Regions from separate parts of the Mus musculus genome. Here region 2 is linked to region 1. A link is a loop called in an ENCODE intact Hi-C map of the cell type or tissue named here. Cell type or tissue: left cerebral cortex. All regions are shown on one strand.

The links. A loop is a pair of places that touch in the nucleus more often than their neighbours do. Peaks named below come from ENCODE experiments on the same cell type or tissue, not always from the same donor. Only the 100,000 strongest peaks of a DNase experiment are listed, where the experiment ranks them.
Region 2: a loop joins it to region 1, with 6 times the contacts of the local background. A loop is called at or near these places in 4 of 42 quality-filtered maps.

Annotation. Positions count from the first base shown.
Region 1 is chr13:58,398,627-58,406,626 of GRCm38, reverse strand. Hnrnpk (heterogeneous nuclear ribonucleoprotein K) reads left to right here and starts at 4,115. Exons shown (of 16, transcript NM_025279.3): 1 at 4,115-4,234; 2 at 6,210-6,294; 3 at 6,637-6,734; 4 at 7,415-7,471. The coding sequence starts at 6,237. It overlaps Rmi1 (RecQ mediated genome instability 1), which reads right to left and starts at 4,030. Exons shown (of 3, transcript NM_028904.3): 1 at 3,838-4,030. In left cerebral cortex, CTCF peaks have their summits at 4,155 and 4,790; DNase peaks (open chromatin) are centred at 4,086, 4,396 and 5,039; H3K4me3 peaks cover 3,182 bases; H3K27ac peaks cover 2,171 bases.
Region 2 is chr13:58,585,083-58,593,082 of GRCm38, reverse strand. It overlaps Slc28a3 (solute carrier family 28 (sodium-coupled nucleoside transporter), member 3), which reads left to right. Exons shown (of 18, transcript NM_022317.3): 2 at 4,812-4,901. Among named protein-coding and RNA genes, the nearest start is that of Slc28a3, 22 kb to the left of the region's middle. In left cerebral cortex, CTCF peaks have their summits at 2,256 (motif pointing left) and 3,398 (motif pointing right); DNase peaks (open chromatin) are centred at 3,413, 3,748, 4,255, 4,925 and 1 more place; H3K4me3 peaks cover 293 bases.

The DNA of each region.
Region 1 (8,000 bases):
TCAAAACTATGGTGTCAGACTTGGTGGCAAGTGCCTTTAGCTGCTGAGGAAGGCAAGCATAGGAGATAGGGCAGCCTGGGACCCACTTGCTCTTGGTTAGGCATAATACCCTCTCCCTTGTAAAAGTGTCTTACCACAGTCATGGCAGACAGCAAAGGGTCAGCTAGGACACACAATTTCCCATTTGCTGATAGACAAACAACAGTCCCCTCAGTACAAGAAAAACAACTTGGAAAAAGAGGTCTTTTAAATTGAACATTAAGTTTATATCCTGTAACACACACCTTTTACTTTCCAGAACCAATATTAAAAGATCAGAAATAAAGACAAGAACAGGTGTATCTGCAGCCTTGGGCTCAATCTCTAGGATTTAGGAGGAAAGAGGAGAGGGATGAGGGAAGAGGAACAAAAGACACTGGAATGCTTATCTGACAAAGCTTATCAATATTTATATATTTGAGGGGGTTTGAATGTTATCAAGCAAAAACATACATTATGTCTATGAAATAGAAGGCTGTGTAGTCTTCAGATTTTTAAACATGTTTAAGTGTGTGGGGTGGTATAAGGTATATGTGGGGAGGTGGAGGCATGTGCACAAGTGCAGATGCTCAAGGAGGTGGGGGTCAGGTCCCTTGGAGTTGGATATTACACACTGCTGGGAGTTACTCCAATCCTCTGGAAGAGCAGTTAAGTTCTTAGACCAGGAACCATCCCTCTAGACCTTCAAGTTTTGTTTTGTTTTGTTTTGTTGAGACAGGGCCTCTCCTTTTATGCGACTTTGGACCTCTCTATGCAGACCAGACTGGTCTCCACTGAGATCTATTCGAACCTGCCTCCCAAGTTCTGGGATTAAAGGAATATACCATCACACCCAGCTCTAACATTTTTTAGGGACTATTTAATGACGTGAAAAATATATTCGTATTTCCTTAGCATAATAGCAACATATAAAGTTACAAAACTTAATCCTCACCACTTTTATAGTAAGAAAAAATACTTTTATTAACCTTTGTACCTGATATTTGGCTACTAATACATATTTACATTCTAAAAACTACTAAGACTTAAACAGAACCAAGTAGGAAAATTCTGCTAATTACCACTAAGGTTTAGGCATACTTGGCTCAATGATTAATTTTTAATCAGATTCAGATTTTTTTAATAGAACACCATTCCTAGATATTGTATGTGGCATTCAATCAATAGCTGAGATCTTAAATCAGTAACAAAGATTTATATCCATTTTATGTTTCTATTATTTTCCTTTAAAAAATAAGTTGGGCTAAGAAAGATGGCTTAGCAGGTAAAGGTACCTGCCACTAAATGTAACGATGAGTCTACTCCTATGGTCCAATAGGGTAGAAGAGAACTCTGCACAGGGTTGTCCCACAGGGTTATCCCCTGGCTCCCACTTAGTCACACTACAAAATGTTTAAATAAATAAATAAATAAATAAGCACTTACTTCTAACACCATTTTAACTTGTTAAAGACACTAAGATGACTTTAGAGTTCTGGGAAGGTAATAGACCTTACCTTTTATAGGGATAAAACCGTTATATTACTGTTGACATAAGAAGTAGCCACAAAGCTTGGCTGGTGGCACATGCCTTTATTCCCAGCACTCAGAAGGCAGAGGCAAGCAAATCTCAGGGTTTGAGGACTGCCTGGGTCTACAGAAGAAGTTCCAGCCAGGGGTACACTGAGAAACCCTTATCTTGAGGAAAAAATAAATAAAAATAAAACTAGAGAGAAAATCCCACTTAGGAGTCTCTAACCCAGCTCTGTTCTGTCATCTTGAATATGGTTTCTATCCTCAATACTTTTTAAAACTTTTTTTCATTATATACACATGTGTGGAGGTTAGAGGTCAAGAGAGTAAGGTCTGGTCTTCCCCCATCCTGGAGATGAAATTTACCTTGGCAGCCAACACCTTCACCCACTGCTCCATCTCACCTGTCTGCCCTCTTACCTTAGTTTTGTTTGTTTCTTGAGACAGTTTGACTATGTAGCTCTGGCTGACCTAGAACTCACAGATTCACATCTCTGCTTCCCAGCTGCTATGATCAAAGGCATGAACCATCATAGTTTATTCTACTTTTCAAAAAACTCCCTCACACATAAAACAAAACCCACAATGTATTCAAAGTACTGTAATAAGCATTGAATTGTCAGCACAAAGTGGCAAACAGGACAGAACTCGGGGTATGGTGCCTACAGTATTTCAAATATTTTCTCAGCCAGCTACTGAACTGTTGAAATTATATTAAATCTCACAGCTAAGTCATACTGAATCCAAATTGATACTAAAGCATTAGGTTAATGGTTACCCAGGAGCCACTAAAGGAAACAAAGTGGCATGGGCTTTGTTGTGACACCCAAATCCAGGGCCTCCGCACTCAGTGTGCTACACCACTGAGCTACAGTCTGAGGTTTTAATAAGGAATTGAAAACCTCCAACTCTAAATAGAAAATGAAGGACGGACAAAAGACACTTTGATTACTCAAAGAGAAAACCTAAAAAAGTGAGAGAAGAAAACAAACAGGTATAACTGGGGGGTGGGGGTGGGCGCAAGAACAATCCTGCCATGAAATCTTGAGGAAGCAACTTCTCACTAGAGACTAGTCAAGACAATTTCTGTAGTTTCCTTTAGATTCCCACTTCTCATTTACAAAAAAAGTTGTTAGCGGGGTGGTGGAGGCGGCTATGCAGGCAATAATCTCAGCACTCGGGAGGCAGAGACAGGGGGATCTCTGAGTTCCAGACCAGCCAGGGTTACACGGAGAAACCTTGCCTCGGAAAAAAAAAATGTTGTACTAGAAATACTAACTTGCCGGGCAGTGGTGGCACACGCTTTTACTCCCAGCACTTGGGAGGCAGAGGCATTGGATTTCTGAGTTCGAGGCCAGCCTGGTCTACAGAGTTCCAGGACAGCCAAGACTACACAGAGAAACCCTGTCTCGGAAAAAAAAAAAAAAAAAAGAAAAAGAAAAAAAGAAATACTAACTTTAGCTGGCCATGGTTACGCTTGCCTTTAATCCCTGCTTTGGGAGGACGAGGCAGGTGGATCTCTTGAGAGACCCTCCGGGTCAAAAACCACCATATGAAAAATCTTGAGCCAGGAGTGGGGGCACACGCTTTTAATGCCAGCGTTTGAGAGGCAGCGGCAGGAGATCTACAGGATCCCACGACAGCCAGGGCTACACTAGGCTGTCTCAGAACGAGAGCCCCCTCACCAGATCCTCAAGCCCCAGTCTCTTCTGTCAGTTAGGTAAAGGATGGCTCGACCGCTCTGTAACGGAGCGATTTACAGGGTGCTGGCCGGTGTGCACATTTTGGGATTATTCGAGGGAAAGGTAGGACAGGGTGCGCTCGCACACACGCCTCGCTAACTGGAGGTCACCCCTACAGGCTGACATCCGGACATCAGCCAGAGTCTGGGGACCGTGGAGCTCTGCTGTGAGGATGAGGAGCGAGGCGAGCACCCGCAGTGACCCTCCCTTCCCCTGGTGGGGCAGCCATGGCGGGGCAGTGTGCCTGCGAGCTTTCTCAGGGAGGGTCCCAGGGAGCGCTGCAGCACGGACGCGCGGGCATTCCCTACGCGGCGTTCCCGGGGGGTCTGCATCGCACCGGCCCAACACGGAAGTAAGCCCCGGGCTCCCTGGGAGCGGGCGCCGCTTCCAGCCCTCCCCCGCCCTCCCCGCCGGGGGAGCCGTTAGCACAGCGGGTTTCCCGGGCGCCGCGGAGGGGGCGCAGAGCCCGCAGCGCCGGGGAGGGAGGGGGCGAGCGAGACGCGACAACGGGTAGCTGCGGAACCCGGGCGGAGCACCGACCGACCTGGCCTTCCCGCCTCGCCTCGCCTCGCCTCGCACCGCAGCGTGATCCCAGGGCCGCGCGCCGCTCTCCCTCTCCCGTTCCCAGCTGGGTTCTCTTTTCCCTCTTTCACTTCTTCCCGCCCAATCGGGCGCTCACGGGGCGACCGTCCCTCCTCCAATCGCGCCAAACTCCCTCGGGGCTCGAAAATCCCCCCGCAGTCGCCCCTCCCGGCACACGTGAGCAGCGCCGCTGAAGTCTCGCGAGAGGTCTGTCACTACTCCCCTCCCCCTCACCACAGAGTGCGCGAACGAGAAAGGAGGAGGGCGCTACAGGCGACAGCGCTGCAGACGCCATTATCCTCTGCTTCTCCGCTGCACGGACGTCGCCGTCGTGCTCGTCTCCCACTCGATTGCGGCCTGTAGGTATCTGGGTGGGCTAGGGCTTCGGGGTAGCGAGTCCCCGGAGCGGGTTGGCGCCCCGGGATGGCGGCTTGGGCTATCCCCATGCCCGAGTTTTCTCAGGCCCGCGGCCTTCCAGCCCAAAGGGAGTCGCCGGCGGAAGGCGGGGTTCTCGGCGCCGTAATTGACGCGGCCACGGGCCAATCGCTTCGCGCTCGCACCACCGCCGAAGCCTGGGCAGCCAATGGGGCGCGACGCTGAAGTGGGAGGGGGTTTGTCCTCGTTCTCTGTCTAGCAGTGACCGACCGTCGGAGGCGGCGCGGCCGGGAGGCAACGGCGGACTCGCGCGGTGAGCGGGACGGGCGGGTCGCGCTGGCTGGAGCGGGGTCGGACGCCGTAGTCGGCTGTCCGGGGTGGCGTTCGGGGCGGCCGTGGCCCGCCGGGGAACGTTGCCCGGGTTCCCCTCCCCCCACCGCCGCCATTTCCCCGAGCGTGCCCCTGCGGTTGGCGTGCCGGCGCTAGGTGGCTTGAGGGACCCGGGAAGGAGAGGCCTGTGGGTTTGCGACGCGGGCGCCCCGTGTGGAGGGAGCGCCGGGCCGTCCGGTGGACTCGCGGGTGTGGTGTGTGTGTGTGCGCCCCGGCCGCCCTTTGTCCCTCCACGGCGTGGGCCTCCCTCCTCACCCCACCTCCGGGGTGGGGGGTGCTGCGCGGCGGGGCCGATGGGGCGGCCGCGGCGGCTTTGTCTCGGGTGGTGGGGGAGGTGCGGGGGACGGGCGCTCGCGAGCCCGCGTGCTGGGTGGGGGAGGGGGGTCTCGCGCGACTCCGCCTAGTCGCACGTAGTCGCCATTACGCGGGCCGCCATTTCCTGTCGGATCCGGGTGAGGAGAGGCTCGCCGCTCGGCGACGGTCGCTGGCCGCTGCTTCCAGGCCCGGCCCGTGGGCGGGAGGCGAGCGCGCGCGGTCGGTCTCGCTCGGCGGACCTGTTAACACCAGCGCGCTGTGGGAACAGCGGCCGCGGGACGAGAGGGCTGGCTGGGCCTGTTTGTGTGCGTAGACCCGGCTGATTTGCCTGAATCCATTTACCCCCGCGGCCGGGGGTTTAGCGGAGTGGCCGGCCGATCTCTGCATTTAAAGTGGTCCCCAGAGGGATCGTCATTTGCTGCCGGCGTTTTGGAATAGGAGAAGGCATGAGGGTGATGCCTCGACTTTAAGATCCTGTGTTGGTCCTTGGCTTTGGTAGGACTACGAGTTAACTGGACCAGTTGTGATGGTTTGGTTGCAGTCTTGGAGAGTTGGGTTAGAGGTAAAATTGTTGGGAAATAGCCTTTTTTACGTTGCCTAAAATAATGGTGTTGGTGATTAAAGATTCCGTGGCTTTGCTGAATAATGGTGGTCGTTTCCATCTGGTTCTTTAGATTTCTGTGTCTGAAAGTTCAATGTACCTTGTATTTGCCGCTAAGTTTTTTAAAGTTGGCAGATTTCATTGATTAGTGTTGTCAGTCACGACCAAAGGCGGGGAAAAAATTACTACTAGCCCTACTATAACACTAGTTTTGTGATAAGACGTGGTCTTTTCAAGAATTAGTCTCGTGAACAAAATTATATGTCGACTAGTTTTTCCGTTGTAATGAAATGAAGCAAGTTGCTGAGGACGGAATTACTGGTCCCCCACACCCCTTGCGGGGGGGGGGGGCGCAAGGCTCTGGTGGTGGAGGTGGTTAGGGTGTGCTTCATTGAGACAATCTAGTCTAAAAGAAGTCCATTATGCCTGTCTCTCCTCAATTATAGTTTTTAAAAACAGTTCACTTTTAGGAATATTTTAGTTTCCTCGAATCAGACCTTGTTTTTATATACTACTGTAGCACTAGGATGTCACTTGTGTGTGCTGGAAGCAGAATCCTTTTTTTTTTTTTTTTTTTTTGGAAGATTTTAAGCAAAAGAGTGTTTGCTTTCTGATAAGCCAATGTACTAGCTAGCTTCTTTATTTTTCAACAGATTGGTGGATCCATTTAATTCAAGAAAATGGAGACCGAACAGCCAGAAGAAACCTTCCCCAACACCGAAACCAATGGTGAATTTGGTGAGAAGATACTTTAATTATAACCAATTAGTATTTTCTGTTCTGTTACTTTAATTACCATAAATGTTTTTGATATGTTCTGTTTACCTCTTATATAGTTTCATTTTTTTGTAGTCTTGAGTTTGTCTGTTGGTTTTTATGAAAAGAAGTAACCTTTTCTTGCACAGGTTAAAAAGCAGTACAGTTTTTCCAACCAACATTTTAATCCTTTGAAATACTTATTAAAATAAGGCCTTTGATATTAGGGATATTAGGGAGACAAAGGCAGGGACTTAAAAAGTGGCTTCAATTACCCTTTCTTGGGGGATGTTTCTAATTGAAAATTTAAACTTTAATTTCTAGGTAAACGCCCTGCAGAAGATATGGAAGAGGAGCAAGCCTTTAAAAGATCTAGAAATACTGATGAGATGGTTGAATTGCGCATTTTGCTTCAGAGCAAGGTATAAGCTCTTTAAAATTTGGAGGTTGGTTAGTAGTTAAATATAAATGGATGCTTTTTCACTTTGAACTCTGCTTTGGCTCTGGAAACCTTTCAGAATTTTATAACACGTTGAATAAAAGGTTTTTAAAGGGTTCATTTGTTTTGAGACCCCTCACAGGTGAGGCGGGCCTTGAGCTCTTGATCCTCTGTCTTTGATTACTGGGATTCCGAGTGTGCGCTATCACATTTAGTTGTGGTTCTTAATGATAAGCAGATTTCAGAACTGCCGGTAGTGCTGAAATTTTAATGGTGAAAGCCCTATTACCAGGGTCCACCACAGATCAGCTAGAGAGATGAGTGGAGTAACTGTAGACACAGGTTTTAAGTGTTGGTTGCATCTTATTTCCCCAGGAAACTAGTTTACTTAAGTCTACCCCATCACTTATTTCAAGTCACAATATAAAAGTAGGTACTGTTTAGATTCTGTTTGTTTTTTTACAAGAGGGCACTTGTAATCTGTGCTTTCTAGGAATTTTATATTCATGCCTGGTGTTCTGAATACTCCAAAGACCATAAAACTATTCATCTTGATTTTTTTCTTTCTCAAGATTTTCAGTGCTGTGCAAACATTAGAAGTTAAAAATATAGCTTAAAAATACTAATTTTCTAAATGCAAAATTTTTTTTTTGTCTATTCCAGAATGCTGGAGCAGTGATTGGAAAAGGAGGCAAGAATATTAAGGCTCTCCGTACAGACGTAAGTATTAAACTACTGAACAAGCAAGCACATTCATTGTATGTTTCTAGAATTTTAAAGGTTCACATCTTAGAAATCACTGACTAGCTACAAACCATTTGTAATAATTAATGGTTATGTAAATGACTTCTTTTTTTTTAAAACCCTGATTAAGGTGGAACATAATTAAATCTTTTCATATTTTAATAAAACCCTTCAAATTAATTCATTTCAAATAAGATTAAAACATCTTAATTAGGAATGGAGACAAAGTGTAAAAACCCTTAATTGTATAATTCCTCTTGTATGTGTAAGAGGGATTTAGTCATTTCTGAAAGCCATTGAATATGGCTGATAAAAACTTTATTTCCTTTTTTTTTCTTTTAAATCATCTGTTCCACAGTTTGCAACATGGAGCTCATGCTGACTGATTTCTAAATATGGGTAATGAATAGATTAATCTTGGCAATCAGAACTGTTTGCCTAGGATTTGAGTCTTCATAATTTATAGTGGGTTGACTCTTGTGATTAGACACATTAAATGTTGGCA
Region 2 (8,000 bases), 190 kb before region 1:
GCTTCCACTTGCTGGAAACCTCACTACCGCCCATACGTGTGCATGCCTGCAACCATCACGACTAACCTTGCCCTACTCGGTCAGTCTGGAGTTCCTTTTGGGTTCACAAGCGTGACTGATTTCTCCGTAGTCACCAGAAAAGCAACAGCACGCCTCAGTTCAACAAGTGGGTTGTTTGGGGTCTTTTTTTTTTTTTTTCCCTAGAGTCCCAAGATATCTTTTACACTAATTCCTGTCACTATGATAGAATACACTGACAAAAGTGTTTGGGCCTGTTGGTGGCATACGCCTTTAATCCCAACAGGGAGGTGGAGGCTGAGTTCAAGGCCAGTCTGCTCTACACGTTCAGTTCTAGAGCAGTCAGAGCTACATAGAGACTCCTGTCTCAAACAAAACAAAACAAAACAAAACAAAACAAAACAAACAAAAAACCAAAAAACGGGGGCTGGAGAGATGGCTCAGTGGTTAAGAACAGTGCCTGCTTTTCCAGAGGTCCTGAGTTCAATTCCCAGTAATCACAAGGTGGCTCATAGACATCTGTAATGGGATCTGATGCCTTCTTCTGGTGTGTCTGAAAACAACTAAAGTATATTCACACATATAAAATAATTTTTTTATTTTTTATTTTAGGGTTTTTTTGTTTGTTTGGTTGGTTTTTTTTGTTTGTTTGTTTGTTTTTGTTTGTTTGTTTGTTTGGTTGGTTGGTTTTTCGAGACAGGGTTTCTCAGTGTAGCCCTGGCTGTCCTGGAGCTCACTTTGTAGACCAGGCTGGCCTCGAACTCAGAAATCTGCCTGCCTCTGCCTCCCAAGTGCTGAGATTAAAGGCGTGCACCACCACTGCCTGGCATAAAATAAAATCTTAAACAAACAAACAAACAAACAAAAATTCAGCAGTTTAGGAAAGAAAGGACTTAACCCTGGAACTCCCAGTGGGAGAGACATCAAGGCAGCAAGGGCTCGAAGCACGTGGTCACGTGATCACATGGCACCCATAATCAGGAACTTGAATGCTGGTCAGAGTCTCGCTTCTTCCTCTCCTGCTGTTCAGGGAGCCTTGTTGCTCTCTCTCTTACTGTGGGTCTTCCCACCTCAGCTAACCTGACCAACATCACCTTCACCTGTGTGCCTGGAAGCTCGTCTCCTAGGCAGTGCCAGCTGCCAAGCTGCTATCACAAGAGGGCTTGGTTAGGTTTCTTTGTTTTCTTGCAGTTACCACATTCTGCAGCACTTGTTTGTATTCGTTTCCCGTGGCAGTGGCGTTTGGAATAGCTCAGACGGGTGGAAGGGAGAGACAAACACAGACAAGCAAACCAGCCCTCAAAAGGGAAGAGGACATTTATTCTGGAGCCAAGTACGAGTGGCCACAGCCTAGGAACAGAGATTTAGGTTACCCCAAACAGTTTCGTGAAGTTTTTAGAGTAGCAAAGCAGACAATGGTAAACCAGCACACGTTTCAAATACGTCGTCGGAGTGTTCCAGCAAGGTGATTAGTGAGGCAGTTGGATTAGCTTTTTTCAGGACCACAGTTAGTATATGACATTCTCATCTTACGTTGGGAATTGAACCCAGTTCTCTGCAAGAACAGCCAGTGTTCTTAAGCACTGAGCCATCTCTTTGGCTCCCAGATCCTATTCTTCTGACCAAAGATAGGAGCTTCCCTGAGATCTCCATCTTTATACATTTTGTACATGAAAGCTGGAACCCAAAGCTTTCATGGTGAGGGCGCAGTCTACTAAGGCCAGGCTAGCTGCCTAGTGGAGCTGGGGAGGCAGGGTCACCTCAGCTGCTGTCCCAACAGCTCGGGTGGAGTGGAACCCCAAAGTGGACGCTGCACAGCAACACGCTGGTGTAGGAAGCCATGACGTTCATGTTAATATAACTAGGACTTATGACTTATGGGAAAAAGCAACCCTGTTAGAGAAACCTTGAAATAGACAGCTAAGCAGACAGTCCACACCTGCTTCTTGTTTAAGAATCTAAACGATAACAATGTTACTCAGCACAGGGCTGGAGCCTCGGCTCCTGGACACCTAGGTCTCTTCCACTAGTCTTCCGTACTATAGTATGGACAGCTCCAGAGGCAAACCCAAGACTTCCCAATGTGCAACTAAGGTGAAGGGGCTCCTATGCTCACGAATTTGTCCACTTAAAATTGTTCCTTAAGGGGCTAAAAAGATGGCTCAGAGGTTAAGAGAGCTGGGTGCTCCCGCAGAGGAACCATTGGGTTCTGAGCACCTCCAGTTCCGTGGATCTGGTGCCCTCTTCTGGCCTCCATGGAAACTACGGATGTGTGTGTGTGTGAAGCACTCACACCTAAAATAAAATAATAAACAAATAAATAGATTTTTGAGATAGGATTTAGCTATGTAGCCCTGGCTGTCCTGGAACTTACTTTGTAGACTAGGCTGGCCTTGAACTCACAGAGATCCACCTGTCTCTGCCTCCCGGCTGGGATTAAACATGTAAGGCAACACACCTGGAAAACTTCTTAAATAACTATTTCTTAATTTATAGATTCATTAAGCAGGGGATGGGAAGGGAAGACTTCAGCATAAGCTATTTTTGTTTTGTTTGTTTTTTGCTTTTTTGGTTTTTTGTTTTTCGAGACAGGGTTTCTCTGCAGCCCCGGCTGTCCTGGAACTCACTCTGTAGACCAGGCTGGTCTCGAACTCAGGAATCCGTCTGCCTCTGCCTCCTGAGTGCTGAGATTAAAGGCTAGCATGAGCTTGAGAAAAGCACAGCTCACTACACTCCCAGGGACCAAGAAGAAAGGATTCCCACAATGTATTAACTTTCCCCGACCTCAGTGTTTTATTTTTAACTGCTAATAGTGTATATACACTCTATCAGAAATATGTTTTAACATCTTTTAAAGTTTTATTCATTTTATGCATATGAGTGGTTTAGGCCCCTGCTTCATTGCTTAGAAACATACACGTGGTTCCCACGACTCCCCCACTGAGCCGGCGTACTTCGAGGTTTTGCCCTGAGGACAGGCATTCTTATAGGTGTTAGGTACAGAGGCGTCAGTAATCTGCTTAATAAATAGAACGAAATGTTGGCTAATGGGTGGTTATTAGCTTCTTTTACAGACCCACAGTTCCAATTTACAGAGAAAGAGAAAAGCTGGCTGTTTACCACCCACCCACCTACACCCACAATAACTCCTTTTTCTGTTTCAAATCCTCGATGATTTTCTTCCTGGAAATACAACGACCAAGCTGTAAACCACTGGACAGAGCAATCGAGAACACAAGGGAAACACACCCAGGGTTCCTCTGTGCGCGTGCAGAACAGGGAGCACTCCACCCCCAAATACAACAGCACTCTCCATGTTCATTGACTTAAAACCCCCATTCTCAATTCCTTCAGCAAAGATCTCAGGTGCTGCCAGCAGGGGGCATCAGAAGGCTGCAGCCTACAAAAGAGAGAAAATGAAGCTGGCTCCACCAGTGAGAAAACCCCAGGGTTCTGCAGAGAGCCAGAAAGAGCACACTGCTGTGTGAATAGACGCCTGAAGTTCAGGGTGGTACGACCTGCCGAGGCGCGCGTGTGTAATTAGAGACCCTGGTTTATTCACTCATGTAATCCAGCATCCCAGGCCCTGTTGTTTTCAATTTAGCGTTAAGGAAAGTGTAAGAACTCATGAACACAGGAGAGAAGTAGAGTTCCCAGGGCTACACGTCTCTGCCCTCTTTCCGTTCTCTGTATAAACATACATTTCCTCCCACTACCAGGAATTCTGGGGAGACCCATCAGAGGTGCCACATGTTACAGGGAGATTGCGGTGCCCTCTTGTGGTTTTAATCTCCTTGCAAGAATTTCAAGATGGGAGTGGCAATGCTCAATCCAGGACTCAGGACTCAGGAGACAGAGGCTGTCAGATATCTGTTAGTTCAAGGCCAGCCGGGACCACATAGTGAGTCCAGGCTTCAAAATAACAGAGGAGGAGGAGGAGGCAGGGGCAGGAAAAGGGAGGAGGAAGACAGAAAAGGAGAGAAAGAAAGGAAAGAGGGAGGGAGGGAGGAAGAGACAGAGAGAGAGAGACAGAGAGAGAGAGAGAGAGAAGGAGGGAGGGAGGAAGGGAGGGAGGGAGGGAGACTTAAGAACAGACCCATAAGGATGATTTTATTAGAGTTTAAGATTAAAACTCCATGAGAGCCAACTGTAAATCTCGGTCTACTGGAAGAGAGAGACGCAGCCATGACAACTTCGCAGGAGCAGCATGTGGGCAAGCAGCCACTCTGCCAGAAGGGAACTTCTGAGAAAGCGGGAAGTGTTAGGGAAATCATGGGCAGAAGCACAAAAAAGAGGGAAAGAAAAAGCAAGGTTTTGCTTCTCAAATTTATTCAGATTTAGGAAGCTGCGGCGTGATGCTGGGGCTCTGTATGCGCCCGCGCTAGGGCCAGGAATTCTGGGGTTGACGAGTATGCTATCTCATTAAAGGGATAATTATTTCTTCTATCGATTGAGCATGGTTTAAAGGTCGATCTGCCTTCCTGAGGGGTGACTGACCTGCCCAGCTGAAACATTAGGACCCCAACCTGGTAAAGGCCGTGCATCAGGGCCTAAGGTGGGAAGCTGCAGTCCTTCCTCAACGTGCAGCACATTGGTCGGTCCCATCAGAGCAAAACAAAGCAAGGTTCATCCTTTTTCCTTGGGCCCATCCTTTTTCCCTGGCACTTCCTTGAACCGGGTGCCTCATCTAAACACGGAGTCTGGCTTCTGCCACTCTTCAGGACTCCCCCCGGAAAGGGAAGGACCCTTGTGTTGGGCTCTGACACGGTGTTTTTCACTCTGCTTTTTCCTAGGATGAAGACCTTGAACGGCAGAACACTCCAGGAAACAGCACAGTCAGGAACAGAGTTGTACAAAGCGGGGAACAAGGACACGCCAAACAGGTAGGGCAGGTGTGGAGGATGATCAAGGACCTGTTACCATGGAGAAAACTGCACTGCCTGTGAGTGTGGTTAGTGTGTCTAGGGCAGAGCCAGAAAGAAAACACGCGCACCCTAACAATGAGACTTCACTTTTGCAGACCAGCCACAGACTTCCCCAAAAAGGGAAGCCATCTCAAGGCAAAAGGCCTAGGCAAGCATGGACCCTCAGCTTTGTAGCCCCAGTTACTAAGAGGCAGAGACAGGAGTCAGGTCTAGCCTGGTGTGAGACTTCCTGTCAAATACAAAAAGCACCGGTATGCTAAGGGAGGGAGGCAAGAGAGGCAAGAGAGGTGCCTCTCCCTTGGTTCCATCGAACCTAAATCCTTAGCTTGCACAGGTCTTGGGGGCTTTTGATGGTGGTGGTGGAGAGTTTTGTTTTTTTTTTAATTGTTTGTTTGGAAGGAACAGGGTCTCATGTGACCCAAGTTCACATCATATTCAATATGCGGCAGAGGATGGCCTCGAACTCCTGATGCCCTGGCTTCAGCATCCCAAGTGGTGGGATTACAGACGTGGACCACCATGTCTGGCAAGGAGCTCCATGCTGCTTCATTTGTATCCTAGATTTAGGCGGAATTCCTTCCACTGCTGGAAAAAACAAAGCAAGTAATTGCTCATGTGGATCATCCTCTTGAAAAGCAGTCCTAAAGAGTACCTAAAACTAGGAAAATTATTGCAGCAAAAACCGGAAGATGAAAGTTGGGGTGAAGTAGGAGAAATTTGCTATACCTTGGAGCATGGCCCGTGTTTATGCAGACACAGTCTCGTGCTATCCATGTTGGATTACACTGTTCATCTTGCTTTACTGTTTATCTCATTTGATATATTGTGCAGTGTTTGTGCAACGGGTGTCCTCTGGCAACCAAACTAGTCCACATGAAAACCGTGCCTACGGTGGCTTTTATTCATAATCAGAAAACTCTGGAAGCATCTGAGATACCCACCCGTAAAACTGAAAAAAAAAAACCACAATCAGACCAGATAGGGCAATATTTTTCAGAGCTAGAAAGAAGCAAACAACAAGGTCATAAACAGGACTCAAGGAACCACACGTGCATATTATGGAGTGAAAGAATCCAGTTTATGATGGGGGCAACCCTGTACCATGCCAGTAGCATCATCCTGAGGAGAAAAAGGCAAAACCTTAGAGAGATGAAGAGATAGTGGTTTCCAGGGCTCAGAGAGGAAGTTGGGGTGAGCATCGGGACTCTCAGGGCGCTGTAAGCACTCTGAACAACACTATGGAGGTGAAGATCCAAACATAGATTTGAGCACACTAGAAAACGACCTTTGGGCCGGGCGTGGTGGCGCATGCCTTTAGTCCCAGCACTTGGGAGGCAGAGGCAGGCGGATTTCTGAGTTCGAGGCCAGCCTGGACTACAAAGTGAATTCCAGGACAGCCAGGGCTACACAGAGAAACCCTGTCTCGAAAAACCAAAAAAAAAAAAAAAAAAAAAAAAAAAAAAAAAAGAAAGAAAGAAAGAAAATGACCTTTCTATTAGGGTTCTCTATGGGGATAGAACTTATAAAATGAATATATGGGGGTGGAGCGGTATTAGACTGGGTTACAGGCTCTGGGCCAGCTAGTCCAATGATGCTGTCTACCAAGGGAAAGTCTAAGAATCCAGCAGTTGTTCAATCCCGGAAGCTGGATGTCTCAGCTGGTCTCCAGTGTACACTGGAACCCTGAGGAAGTAGGCTCAAGGCCAGTGAAGGGATGGGTTTGCTAGAGAGAGCCAGAGCAAGCAGGCAAAGAGCAAGCTTCCTTCTTCCTTGCCCTTTAAGTTGGCTGCCAGCAGAAGGTGTGGCCCAGACTTAAGGTGGATCTTCCCACTTCCAAAGATTCAGATTAAAACTGGGTCTTCCCACTTCAAATAGTTTAATTAAGAAGAAGAAAAAAAAATCCCTCATGGTAGACAGAGCCACTTGGGTTTCTAGATGTAATAAGCTGATGGTCAAGAGCACACGTCACAACCATGGAGGGAAATGATGGGACCTGTGTGGTCATCAATGTAGTAGGTTCATCTGAGGTAACAAGTGGAGGATGTGGGCAGCAAAGGATGGACCGTGTGAGGATGTATGGGAAGCCTCCATGTTTACAGCTTGTTTTTGCTACAGTTGCTCTCAATTGTTTGACAAAAGAACAAAGCAAAACTTCCTATTTCACAGCTGTAACACGAGTGTGCAGGCCAATCAGCAGTGGCTTTGGCAGCGATGGGGTTTGGGCGATGCTGAACGAGGACACTCAGCGGGAATGCACACAGAGGCCTGTGCAGGGGGCTGAGCAGGCAGCGGTGGTGAGCAGGTGGTGGCGCGGAATGGAAATGTACAGAGTCCCGTACTGACTGGGAGATGATAACAGAGTTGAGGGTGATTTGGGTGTCTGTACTGGCTATTTTTGTGTCAACTTGACACAGCTGGAGTTATCATAGAGAAAGGAGCTTCAGTTGAGGAAATGCCTCCATGAGATACAACTGTAAGGCATTTTCTCAATTAGTGATCAAGGGGGAAAGGCCCCTTGTGGGTGAGACCATCTCTGGGCTGGTAGTCTTGGGTTCTATAAGAAAGCAGGCTGAGCAAGCCAGGTGAGGCAAGCCAGTAAAGAACATCCCTCCATGGCCTCTGCATTGGCTCCTGCTTCCTGACCTGCTTGAGTTCCAGTCCTGACTTCCTTGGTGATGAACAGCAGTATGGAAGTGTAAGCCGAATAAACCCTTTCCTCCCCAACTTGCTTCTTGGTCATGATGTTTGTGCAGGAATAGAAACCCTGACTAAGACAAATTGGTACCAGAAGTGGGGTATTCCTGTGACGACCTGACCATGTTTTGGGGAGGACTGTGAAAGGACTTTGGAACTTTGGGCTTGAAGATCCATCCGTTGTTAAGAGCTCTGTCAGATGTTGTGTAGGAGCTTGGAAGATAATGTTGAGAACAGTGCAGAAGATGGAGGCCTGGCTTGTGAAGTTTCAGAGGGAAAATTAAAGACTCTTTTCAGGGACATTGCTATTTTGGAGTTTGATTATTCTGTGGTTCTGGTTAGCTGGGACTGAAGAATCAGTTG